2 separate regions of the Mus musculus genome follow, and region 1 is linked to region 2. A link is a loop called in an ENCODE intact Hi-C map of the cell type or tissue named here. Cell type or tissue: heart. All regions are shown on one strand. Links, peaks and the distances in the headings refer to the core of each region. The heading gives the core; the rest is flanking DNA. Region 1 holds the start of Slc49a4 (solute carrier family 49 member 4). Region 2 holds the start of Parp14 (poly (ADP-ribose) polymerase family, member 14).

Evidence for each region. Hi-C counts contacts between places; a loop is a spot of excess contacts. Peaks named below come from ENCODE experiments on the same cell type or tissue, not always from the same donor. Only the 100,000 strongest peaks of a DNase experiment are listed, where the experiment ranks them.
Region 1: a loop joins it to region 2, with 2.3 times the contacts of the local background. A loop is called at or near these places in 1 of 42 quality-filtered maps.

The regions. Positions count from the first base shown.
Region 1 is chr16:35,766,239-35,771,610 of GRCm38, reverse strand. Slc49a4 (solute carrier family 49 member 4) reads left to right here and starts at 2,241. Exons shown (of 9, transcript NM_153550.4): 1 at 2,241-2,712. The coding sequence starts at 2,370. Hspbap1 (Hspb associated protein 1) reads right to left here and starts at 1,225. Exons shown (of 8, transcript NM_175111.3): 1 at 1,072-1,225. The coding sequence starts at 1,135. In heart, for the core only: no CTCF peak of the experiment used is centred there; DNase peaks (open chromatin) are centred at 1,250, 2,200 and 2,640; H3K4me3 peaks cover 3,509 bases; H3K27ac peaks cover 2,648 bases.
Region 2 is chr16:35,866,498-35,871,869 of GRCm38, reverse strand. It overlaps Parp14 (poly (ADP-ribose) polymerase family, member 14), which reads left to right and starts at 488. Exons shown (of 17, transcript NM_001039530.3): 1 at 488-703. The coding sequence starts at 517. In heart, for the core only: a CTCF peak has its summit at 2,645; DNase peaks (open chromatin) are centred at 529, 1,069 and 2,519; H3K4me3 peaks cover 937 bases; H3K27ac peaks cover 875 bases.

The DNA of each region.
Region 1 (5,372 bases), core at 60-5,059, 100 kb after region 2:
ATATTTGGAACCTGCAAGATGGGTACAAGTATGATGGAAAGGGAATCGACCAGTCAAGAACGTACGAAACCCACATTTTATGGCTAATTAAAAATGTTTAAGAATGTACAAACAGAAGAGATGCTTAGAGACCTCAACAGACCCAGTGGGCATTTTCTCCAGGCTCCGCCCCACAGTTACCTGGCAACAGCCAGGTGTCTGACTCATGGTAAAAGGGGCTGATTGCCCCTCCTCTTTCTCTTGCTCTCTTGCCCTTGCTCCTTAACCTTTCTCCATTCCCCTCCCCCCTCCACGTGCTCATGGCCGGCCTCTACTCCTCTTCTCTCTCTGCCTTTACTCGCTCAACTCCGCTCCCATACCCTGAAGAAACTCTATTCTCTACTATACCTTTGTGTGGCTGGTCCCTCAAGGGGAAGGGATGCCTCAGCATGGGCCCGCGGAGCGGAGGCACCCCCTTCCCCAACACCTGACTACACATCCACCAAACATATTCTCCTTATTTTTATAAAACACAACAGACCCCAAATTAAATTTTTGTGTAGGTCACGGTTTTTGGAGCTTGGATTTTAGTGGAGGTTCTAAGTCCAATACAAATTATTAAAGAATCTTACGTGTCACTTTTGCTGTTGAATGGTGGATAAGAGAGGCATAAAATAGGATACAGGACACATTATCAGGAAGATAAATTGGTTTTTTAAAAAATGAGAGAATGATTTGGGACAGGAGAGATGGACTGTCAAGTAAAAACCCCTGGTGCACAAGTCTGGCGAACTCCCCAGAGACCTCCATAAAAAGTTATGGTCGCATACACCTGGAATCCCAACAGAGACAAGAGAATTGCCACAAAATTCCCTCAGAGGCCAGCGATCCTGGAGTCCTCAGAGGAACTTCTTACTCCACAGTGGTACTTGTCCCGATAGATCAGAAAACTGATCCGCACGACGTTAAGAAGCCACATGCTCTAAAAAGTCACTTTCTCCCAGGCCTAACACGCCGCGGGCGAGACTTGGGATGGAGCCGCGCCCATCCGCACCGCTCGGAGGCACTTCGGCGTCCCTGGCTCGCACCTACCTTCCTCCCCCACAGTTCTCTCGCCCAGGGTCGGGGGCGCGATGCCCTCGCAGCCTGCTGCCATGGTTATCGCGCCGAGGATGGAGAGAGCGCCAGGTGAGAGGGCTCACCGGGATCTGCGGCTTCCACACAGGAAGGATCCTCCGCCTCTGCCGGAACCGGCGCCGCCGCGGTCACGTGACGGCGCTGGGCGTGGCCACGCCGGTTTGTTTTGCTCTTTGGAAGCTGAAAGGCGGCGAGCACGTGGGCTGGGCTGTGGCTCCTTTCTTCCACCCTTAGCGTCTGCTGTTTCTCTTCCTTCTCTAGTCGGATCCTCCATCTTCGCCTTGGCTTTCTCTCAGTCGGACTCGCGATTTAGGAGACCCCGGGGCTGGCGTGCCTACTCTTCCACCTTGTTGGTTCCCTTGGCATCAGTGCCATTCCAGCTGGTTTTCGTGACTGCCTGGGAATACGAACCCCTTGAAGGCGTTCCCTGTGACTCATTTGCTGAGCCAGATATGTCAGCAAATGACTAGTTTTCAAGGACACAGGCAGCTGTCAGAGTTCTGGATTTGTGCATTTGAACAAATGAATGTCTATGTCTATGTGGTCAAGAGATGCACAATCTCCAGCTTTTGCCGTTTATTTAGTCTGGCTAACATACCAAGAGAGAGATCTAGGTCACTGTCTTCCAACTTTAACACAATCCATATTATTTACCCGTTTGCATGACAAACAAAATGGGTAGAAAAAACTCTTTATATGTATGAAGGAAAATTGGCTAGTTTATAATCTCACTGGATGCGTAAGACACATACAAAACCAAATGGTCTTCATGAAACAATACCCTGAGACCTTCCTAAACTTCAGTATCCTGCCGTCTATAATTTCTGCAGTTAGAAACCCAATAAAAACAAAAGTAAGCCTAATATAGACCCAAGCATTGGGATAAGTGACCCGAGGTCAGCGAGTTGTTTATTAGGCACGTGATGTAAACTTGGGCACTTCCTCCAAGCAACCCGCGAGTGACTGACTCAGCCTACTTCGCTCCAGTCTCCCAGCCGGCCGCGATCTTCTACCCTTTCCACTCGTAGGGTCCCGGGCTTCTCCCCGGGGCATTCCTGGGTTCCCAGCGAGCAGGGTGGACCCCGCCTCGCCTCCTCCCCTCGGGCTCGGGCGGCGCAGGCGCAGCAGACGCGCCCGGGAGGCCGAGGACTAGAGCAGCTCCGGCTCCGGCTCCCGCTCCACCCGCCCAGTCAGCTCCCGGCTGGTCTGCGGCCACCGGGACGCGTCGGGCAGGGCCGGCGGGCGGCGTCGCCATGGGCTCGGGTTGGAGCAGCGAGGAGGAGGAGCGGCAGCCGCTGCTGGGGCCGGGGCTCGGGCCTGCGCCGGGGGCTGCGCGCAGGGGCCGGGAGGCGACGGCCGTGCTGCCTGCGGCGGGCCCGAACCCCGGGAGGGTGTACGGGCGCCGCTGGCTGGTGCTGCTGCTCTTCTCGCTCCTCGCGTTCGCCCAGGGCCTGGTCTGGAACACCTGGGGCCCCATCCAGAACTCGGCGCGCCAGGCCTATGGCTTCTCCGGATGGGACATCGCGCTCCTGGTCCTCTGGGGGCCCATAGGCTTCCTGCCCTGCTTCGCGTTCATGTGGCTGCTGGACAAGAGAGGTAAGGGGTCCGGGACGCCTGCGGGCGTGTCCCTTCTCTGGGAGTTGGCGCCTGCCAGGATCCGGGCCTGCCTGTGTCTCCCTGGGCTTGGTCTAGGGGTTGTGTGAGGTGACCCAGTGTAGCTGGCATCCCATTCCTTACTCGGGAACCCTCTGTCCCCAAAGCGACAAATACGGAGGATGCTTTCCAAGTATTGATGTTTTGTGTTACGCCCTTTATGCCACAATCATCAGATGTAGAAGGCTTTGTATACTGTGGACATCAGAGCCATCCAGTGCACTTGCTATGAATGTCTTTGACACCTGACAAAAGTGACTCATGCTTAAATTTCAAAGAGATTTGGGGTGCTGAGAGCGAAAGATCAGAAGAGACTGGTGATGACCAGATGTAAGAGGGTAATGAGCTGGCGTGGTGACTCCAGCCCTGGATGACTGTTGGGAAACTCGGGTCTGACGCTTGGGTTTCTGGAAGGTAGAACCCCAGGTAAACCGAGAGCTTCCGCCTGGGTGACTTCTCAGTTGCGATTTATTACTCTCAGATAAAGATCGCAGATGCAGGAAGGCTCTCTTTCAGTTAGGGACTCCAGGCTTCTCACTTTGCCAATTGCCAGTGTGATTCTGTGAGATGAGGAAAAGGCCAGAGTGGAAAGAGTCAAGATGTTGAATTATCCCTCCAGAGGATAAATAAAACCCCCAGGAGGCTGCTGTGCACGATTTAGACTTCTTAGGTTATGAGGTCGGATACTGGTCGGAAACTGCTTTGTTTCTGTTCAGTCTTTTACGAGTTTTGATACAATAGATTCTTTGGGTAGTTTTGGGACATTGCCTTAGTCTACTGGCCCATTGACAAACAGCCATAAGCTTATAAAATGAAGGACATTTATTTATAACCCCTCTGGAAACCGGGAAGTCCAAGATGAAGGGCCAAGCAGAATGCTTATCTGGTGAGCATCGTTCATACAATGCTCATTTCTTTGTAATGTCATAAGGGAAGTGGCCAGGGATCTCTCTGGGGTCTCTCTTATGAGGGCAGTAACCCTATCTGTCCAGCCCTTGCCCTCAAAAATTTGTTTCATCCCCAGTCGGCCACCTCTTAGTTCAGTCACTTAGCTGGGAGTAGGATTTCAACATAGGAATCTGGGTGAACACAAACATTACCTGCAAAGTAAGAGTGGAACATAGGTTGATATGGAGCTGTGATCATCTGGTGCAACACAGTCCTCTAACTACTGCTGTGGCAAGAACAGAATCCAGCTGTGAGGTTCCCTCTCTTCCTGATGGTACGGGAACCCACGTGGAAGAGACAAGAAAACTGATGACTGAATACTTCCATGATCAACTTGAGTACAGGTGCTCAGAAAGGGAGGCTAGAGAGTTCTAAGCACTGAAGAGTAGGATCCAAAAGAAAAGGAAAGGTACTTCGGTATGTTCTACACTAGCACTCAGTCAGGTGCATTCTTGTTATTGTTGTTTTGGTTTGGTTTGGTTTTGGTTTTTGGAGACAGGGTTTCTCTGTGTAGCCCGGACTGTCCTGAAACTCGCTATGTAGACCAGGCTGGCCTTAAACTCAGAAATCCGCCTGCCTCTGCCTCCCAAGTGCTGAGATTAAAGGTGTGCGTCACCACTGCCTGGCACGCTCATTTTTTTTTAAGGAGGTCATTTGGCAAACTGGGATGACATTAGAGTTGGGTGACAACCATGATAATGGGTGTAAAAGTCATGAAACTTAAGATATGAAGCTTCAAAAAACAAAACAACAACAACAACAAAAAAAAACCTGAGGCAGATAGACTGCATGAATATCAGGTAAGAGCGCTGTAGGCTTAGTGTGTATAGTTTTTTTTGTTTTGTTTTGTTTTGTTTTGGTTTTGGTTTTTTGAGACAGGGTTTCTCTGTGTAGCCTTGGCTGTCCTGGAATTCACTTTGTAGGCCAGGGTGGCCTTGAACTCAGAAATCCACCTGCCTCTGCCCCCCCCTCCCCACCCAGTGCTGGGATTAAAGGTGTGCGCCACCACACCCGGCACGTGTGTATAGTTCTAAAAGGAAGGACTCTGGTGTAACTTGGGTGTGAAGACCCTGCTAGTGGGAAGAGGTGTGTAGTAGAGGAAGGGTATGTTGACTGGTGGAGCTCTTTCTTCCAGGAAGAGCTGGCAGAGAATTCTAACAAGCACCTGGTATAGGATAAGGTAGAAGAGACCAATTATTAGATGCTGATGTATTTAGTGACTTGAAGCATTGCTTGTCCCATCTGTCTGTTTTTTCAAGCATGACTTCACTTGTCACCTGAAACATTATGACCTGGAGAAATCGCTGAGACAATGGGTCACTGAAACAACCCGCTGACTGCCTGGATGGCTTCTGTAAACACCTAGCTTGCTTGCCCACCCCACCTCTTGGTTTTGGATAAAAACCGAGTATACAAAAGACCTGGGTTTGAATCATTTCAGGGGCTGTCCTGGCTCTGCCCACCAGAGGCCCCATCTCCCTCTCTTCATTGGTGTGGGGTGCTTAATCCAGAATGATTCCTGTAACACACTGAATGGGGGATTGTCTGTCTGTTTGTTTAGGGGCTTTCTGTTTGCCTTTAAACTGAGTTACAGATTATATTCGGTTTCATTAATGTTTTCACTGTTATTTGTTTTTTGGGTTTTTTTTTTTTTT
Region 2 (5,372 bases), core at 323-5,322:
ATGAGAAAACAGAATTCTGAAGCAGGAAAGTCAGGTCAGATGCCCTCGGGTGGTCCCCCAAGTGAGCAGGGAGCATCCTGAGAGGATCGTTTTCCTTCTCTTATACAGCGTGGGTTTTCAGGTATGCAGAAACTATCCTAGTGATGGAGCAGGGCTCAGCTGTAGCTCAGGTGGAGTGCGGGCGGGGCCCAGCTCTGGAGCTGCTAAGGAGGTGGCCTGGAGGCTAGAGCTCGGGTGGAGGATTGACTGGCTTCTGTTGAGAGCAGGAGAACAAAGTGCCTGGGGGTGGGTGGGTGGTAGCTCTGTGTGTGTGTGTGTGTGTGTGTGTGTTGTTGTTGTTGTTGTTGTTGTTGTTGTTGTTGTTGCACTATTCCAATCCTGGGATAGCGAGGTGAAGATAGAAACTAAGGACGGGGAGGGATTTCCAGGAAATGAAAGCGAAAGAAGTTATCTCAATGTTAAAACTCTGAGCAGTTTTGGACGACCCAGCAGTCGCCGCTTCCTAGTTCAGTCAGGATGGCAGCGTCGGGTTCCTTCCCGCTGCTGGTCGAGGGCTCTTGGGGCCCCGACCCCCCAAAGAACTTGATCAACAAGTTGCAAGTGTACTTCCAGAGCCGGAAGAAATCCGGAGGAGGGGAGTGCGAGGTCGTCCCGGAGCCGGGGAACCCAGCACGCTTCCGGGTGCTCTTCTCCCCGGAGGATGGTGAGGGGCGCGAAGGTCGGGGAGGGTCGCCTCGCGCGGGGTTTGGGACCATGGGTGCCAGGTCTAGCCCTCGGCTGCAGCTCGTTCGGTGCGGGAGATCCTGGAGGCAGAATCTGCGTGGCGAGCGCAACCGGGAGTGGCGTTCCCCTTGCTTTCCCAGTCGCTCCCTGAAGCAATCTGTGGACCTTCCCGTGTTCGTTTGTTTGTTGTTTGGTTGTGAGCCTAGCCTTTCACGGCTGAGCCATCTCTCCAGCCCTTGTTTGTTGTTTTAACTGTCCTGTTTTTATTATTCAGGTGGGGCAGGAAAAGAATTAAGAAACGGGAGGAGTCCAGGGTCCGCTAGCACCGCAGGGTTCTTAGGGAGATGAGCTTGAGAAGTGAAAAGCCCTAGAGCTCTTGTGCCTCAGTGGAGGAGGGAGGGACAGGGCAGGGGTGGGTAATGGGTGGTGGTGTCTTGTTCCTACCTCGTCCTTCAGCCCCAAGATGATCTGAGGTGGCTGTAAGCTTGGAACCCAGGTTGGGATAGGGACTGGGGGTGTTCCCTCATCTCTGGAAGGTTCCTGAACAGTTAAGCAGTTGAATGTTCCCCACCTCTATTGGCCTTCTGCAAAGGAGGCCCAGCCTTCATTTCTCGCTCAGGTGGGTGAATGGAAGTCCCAGATCTGTGACTTCTGGAAAGCCACCATGTGTTAATATCAGAGATTTTGCAGACCAGGGTCATCCTCAGAGTGCAGGATGGAGGGAACATTTGGGCCAGAGGAGAGGAAAGGAGGCTGAGGAGACCGGGCAGTGGGCAAGGTAACAGCCCAGCAAAGACCCAAGAAGGAAAAAAAAAAAAAAAAATGAAAACAAGAGAAAGGTGTAACACAGGGTTTCAGGAAGCCTGGGTAGGAGGGCACAAGAGACCTGCTTAGCTCTGATCCCTTCCGGAAAACACAGGTTTGATTTCACAAGGGAGCCCTCAATGGGCAGCTAGCTAGTAAAGTGAGAATCTCATTTTTCACTTTTCCTAGATCAGTGATTCTCAACCTTCCTAATGCTGCAGACCTTTAACACAGTTCCTCAGGTTGAGGTGACCCCAACCACAAAATTATTTTTGTTGCTACTTCATAACTGTAATTTTGCTTACTATTATGAACCAGAACCTAATCCCCAGGAAAAGATCATTAGATCCTAAGGGGTTGTGACCCACAGGTTGAGAACCACAGTAGAGGGGTCCCAGTTTGATTCCAGCTGTCAGTATCCCAGCAGACATGACCCGTATGGAGAGCGCTTTTCTCTAGAATGTCACTGTCCTCAAATGAGGGTCACATGGTAGGGGTGCAGATTACTGGCATCCTGGTCACAGAGAGGTCGGGGTAACTAGACATCTCCAGCTCCACCCTAGACACTGTAGTACAGTGAGTGTCGACTGAATAAGGATTGTGTACCACCAGCCCTCTGACGAGACCCGAACATGCTAAACATTAAAAAAAATCTGTTGTTTATCTAGACCATCAAACCAACAAAACAGAGGGACTGAGAGACTATCTAAGATATTGGTACTATACTGAAATACACAGCACGGAAAAATAATTGTGATAATACAATTCCAGTTTTAGCCTTTACAGCAGACCCCGGGGCTGGCCAGGTGACTCCGCCCTGAAGGGCTGGGCTCACAATGAAATTCACCAGTCGCAGGATCTCTGCTTGGCTTTCTCCCTACAGGGCTCCTAGCCCACAGCCCCCCAGGCTGCTCCAGGCCATCCCTCTGGTTTCACTTGCAACAGAGAAGACTCAAAATCTATTAAAATTTAACCCTGTTGAGGAGGCAGTCTTTAGGGTGACTAGAATGTCTCTCTATTCACTTTCGGTTTCCTACTTGAGGCACTGTTTCCTCAGTAGGAAGTCATCTGGAATTTCCCTGTAGCAGCAGCATTTCTTTCCTGTAGAGAGCACCACCCTCTGGCCCAGAAGGAGCCTGAGCAGGCCTAACTATTCACTCGTGTCTACAATAGCTGGATAGTACTATTGAGCCTCTCAGCATCCCCTTCCCAGCAGAAATTAGCATATAGAGGTAGGAACCGGAAGATCTGACCTTTGTAGGCTTACTGGATTTGTGTACAATAAAGCATGCATGATTTCCTGTGTTTTTTCCCCTTTGAGCCTGCCAGGCAGTTGTTCTGTGAATGAACTACCCTCTCAAACCCTAACTCAAAACACTGTAAGCCCCATTTCAGATGGGCACACTTTATTATGCTTTTTAGTCCCAATTTGGCTCGTTTATTGTGCAAGGGCTTAGGTATCCTTGAAGTAAGGAAACTCATCTTCTTAAAAATAAGTAAGTAAGTAAATAAATAGTATTTTGCTGGGTGGTGGTAACTTACACCTTTATTCCCAGCACTTGGGAGGCAGAAGCAGGCAGATCTCTGAGTTTGAGGCCAGCCTGGTCTACAGAGTGAGTTCCAAGAAAGCCAAGAATGCACAGAGAAACACAGCCTCAAACACACAAACAAACAACAAAAAGATTTACTTTTATTGTATGTGTATGAGTGTTTGCCTGCATATGTCTGTATACCACATGTATAAAGTGTTTGCCGAGGCCAGAAGAGGGCCTCAGATCCTCTGAACTGGAGTTACAGACTGTAGGTCGGTTTTAGATGCTGGCAACCAAAATCTGCATCATCTAGAAGAGCAGCTTGTACTCTTGTTTTTTGTTTGTTTGTTTGTTTGTTTTTTGAGACAGGGTTTCTCTGTGTAGCCCTGGCTGTCCTGGAACTCACTTTGTAGACCAGGCTGGCCTCGAACTCAGAAATCTGCCTGCCTCTGCCTCCCAAGTGCTGGGATTAAAGGCACCCAGTCTATGAAGAGGTGGCCATGTCTGGATGCCTCGGATGGACTTTACCAAATCCAGGGTAGAAGAAAAGGAGGGAAACACATAGACACATGATATTAGGTCACAGGCTTTCATTTATGTCACGGAGACCTCAATCCTCTCGACAGCCCAGTACTGCTTCTTTGGAAACTCCTGTCTGTTCACAGAATACAGTTAGAGCCAGACGTTCCTTCCTAGATGGATTGTAACTCCTGTCTCTGGGGGAAGCGTCTAAGTGAGACCCCACTTTGGCCTTCCCTCTTCATGGCTGAGGCGGGAGAGCTATCGCGGCCTCCCTTTATGATAGGCGCTGAGATCATTAGAGCAGCCCACCAGAGCTGAACAGGAGCCCAGTGTTTGGGTTGCTGCTGTAAACAGCAGTGGCTCTCCCCACCTCTCTCCTAAACCTGTTTGCATATCTTCTATGCTGGCCACGCCCCTTCTGTTCCTTTCCGGTTCTCCCTGGTCTGAGCTACACTGATTTTCCTCTTCTATCTCTGGCTTCGGATGCTTGCAGTTTATGTTTTTCACGGCTCTTCATATGACTGAGAGCATTCCCTGAGAGTACGTTCAATGTCGAAACTTCTGCAACAGAGGCGTTTATTTCTCTACAGACACCCAGGTAGTTTATGACAGAGCTGGAAATCAAATGCAAGGCTTTGGACTCGGCTCAGTTTTCACTGTAGTTCAGCTGCCCGGTGCTCTAATTCTGTTTTTGCAAATCTCCTCTATTCTAATTTTTTCTGCCCCCTTTACTACCAAATATGGGTTCTTTATCATTGTAAGCTAATGTGCTGGTTGAAATGGCTGGACTCCTGGTCATTCTGATAATGGCCAGCTGGGCCACTTTCCAAAAACATGGCTTTCATATGCCCAGTCGTCCCCATCATTGTAGATATTTCTACCTTCAGTGCCTACCAAGTATAGTACAGGTACTATACTACTAAACTCTTTATATTTCTTCAATGTAACACACTTAGTACACTGACCCAAGACAAACCTCAAGTCAAGAAGACTGAGTCTTCCTAAGTAAGATTTGTTTAACAGGATGCTTAGGGTGTTCACCAGTTCTGTTATTGTGACAATGTATCTGATATAATCAGCTTGAATAGAGGAAGGGTTTATCTGGGCTCAACAATTCTGGAGTATTTCAGTCTACAGTCAGTTGGCCTGCTGCTTTTGGGCCAGTGGCACAAGGCAGGACCCAGGGTCACCCTCTTCCCCTTCCTCTCACAGAATTGGTTCCCAGTGACCTAACATCCTTCCCTTCGGCTTCTGGACCTCTGAGACTGTTGCCACTATGAGCTGGGCAACCAAGCTGGTAATTTCGAGGCCCCCAGGGCATGCTCCATAACTAATCTAAAGCAGTGAACTATAGACAGTAAGCAGGGCATGACAGTTCATGCGTTGACCCCAGCACTTGGGAGACAGAGATGGCAGGTGGATCTCTGTGTGTCCAGCCTGGTCTACAGAGCAAGGTCTAGGTTAGCCAGGGCTACCATAGTAAGACCTTGTCTTAACAACAGCCCAGTAAGTTCAGAGGCAGGGGAATGGCTCACTAAGTAAGAGAGCTTGTTGGGTGGATGTGAGGCCAGAGTTTGAATCTCCAGCACCCTTGTAATAGCTGGGCATGGCTACGAGTGCCCTTGTAGAGAGCAGGATGGCAGATCCCCAGAACTCCTTGGCCAGCAAGCCTAGCCGAAAGGGTAAACTTCAGGTTCAGTGACAGACCCAGTTGGTTTCCAAGCCAGAAGACAGAGAGTAACGGAGGGAAGTACTTCAGTGTCCTGCTGTGGCCCCCACAGGAGCAGGGGT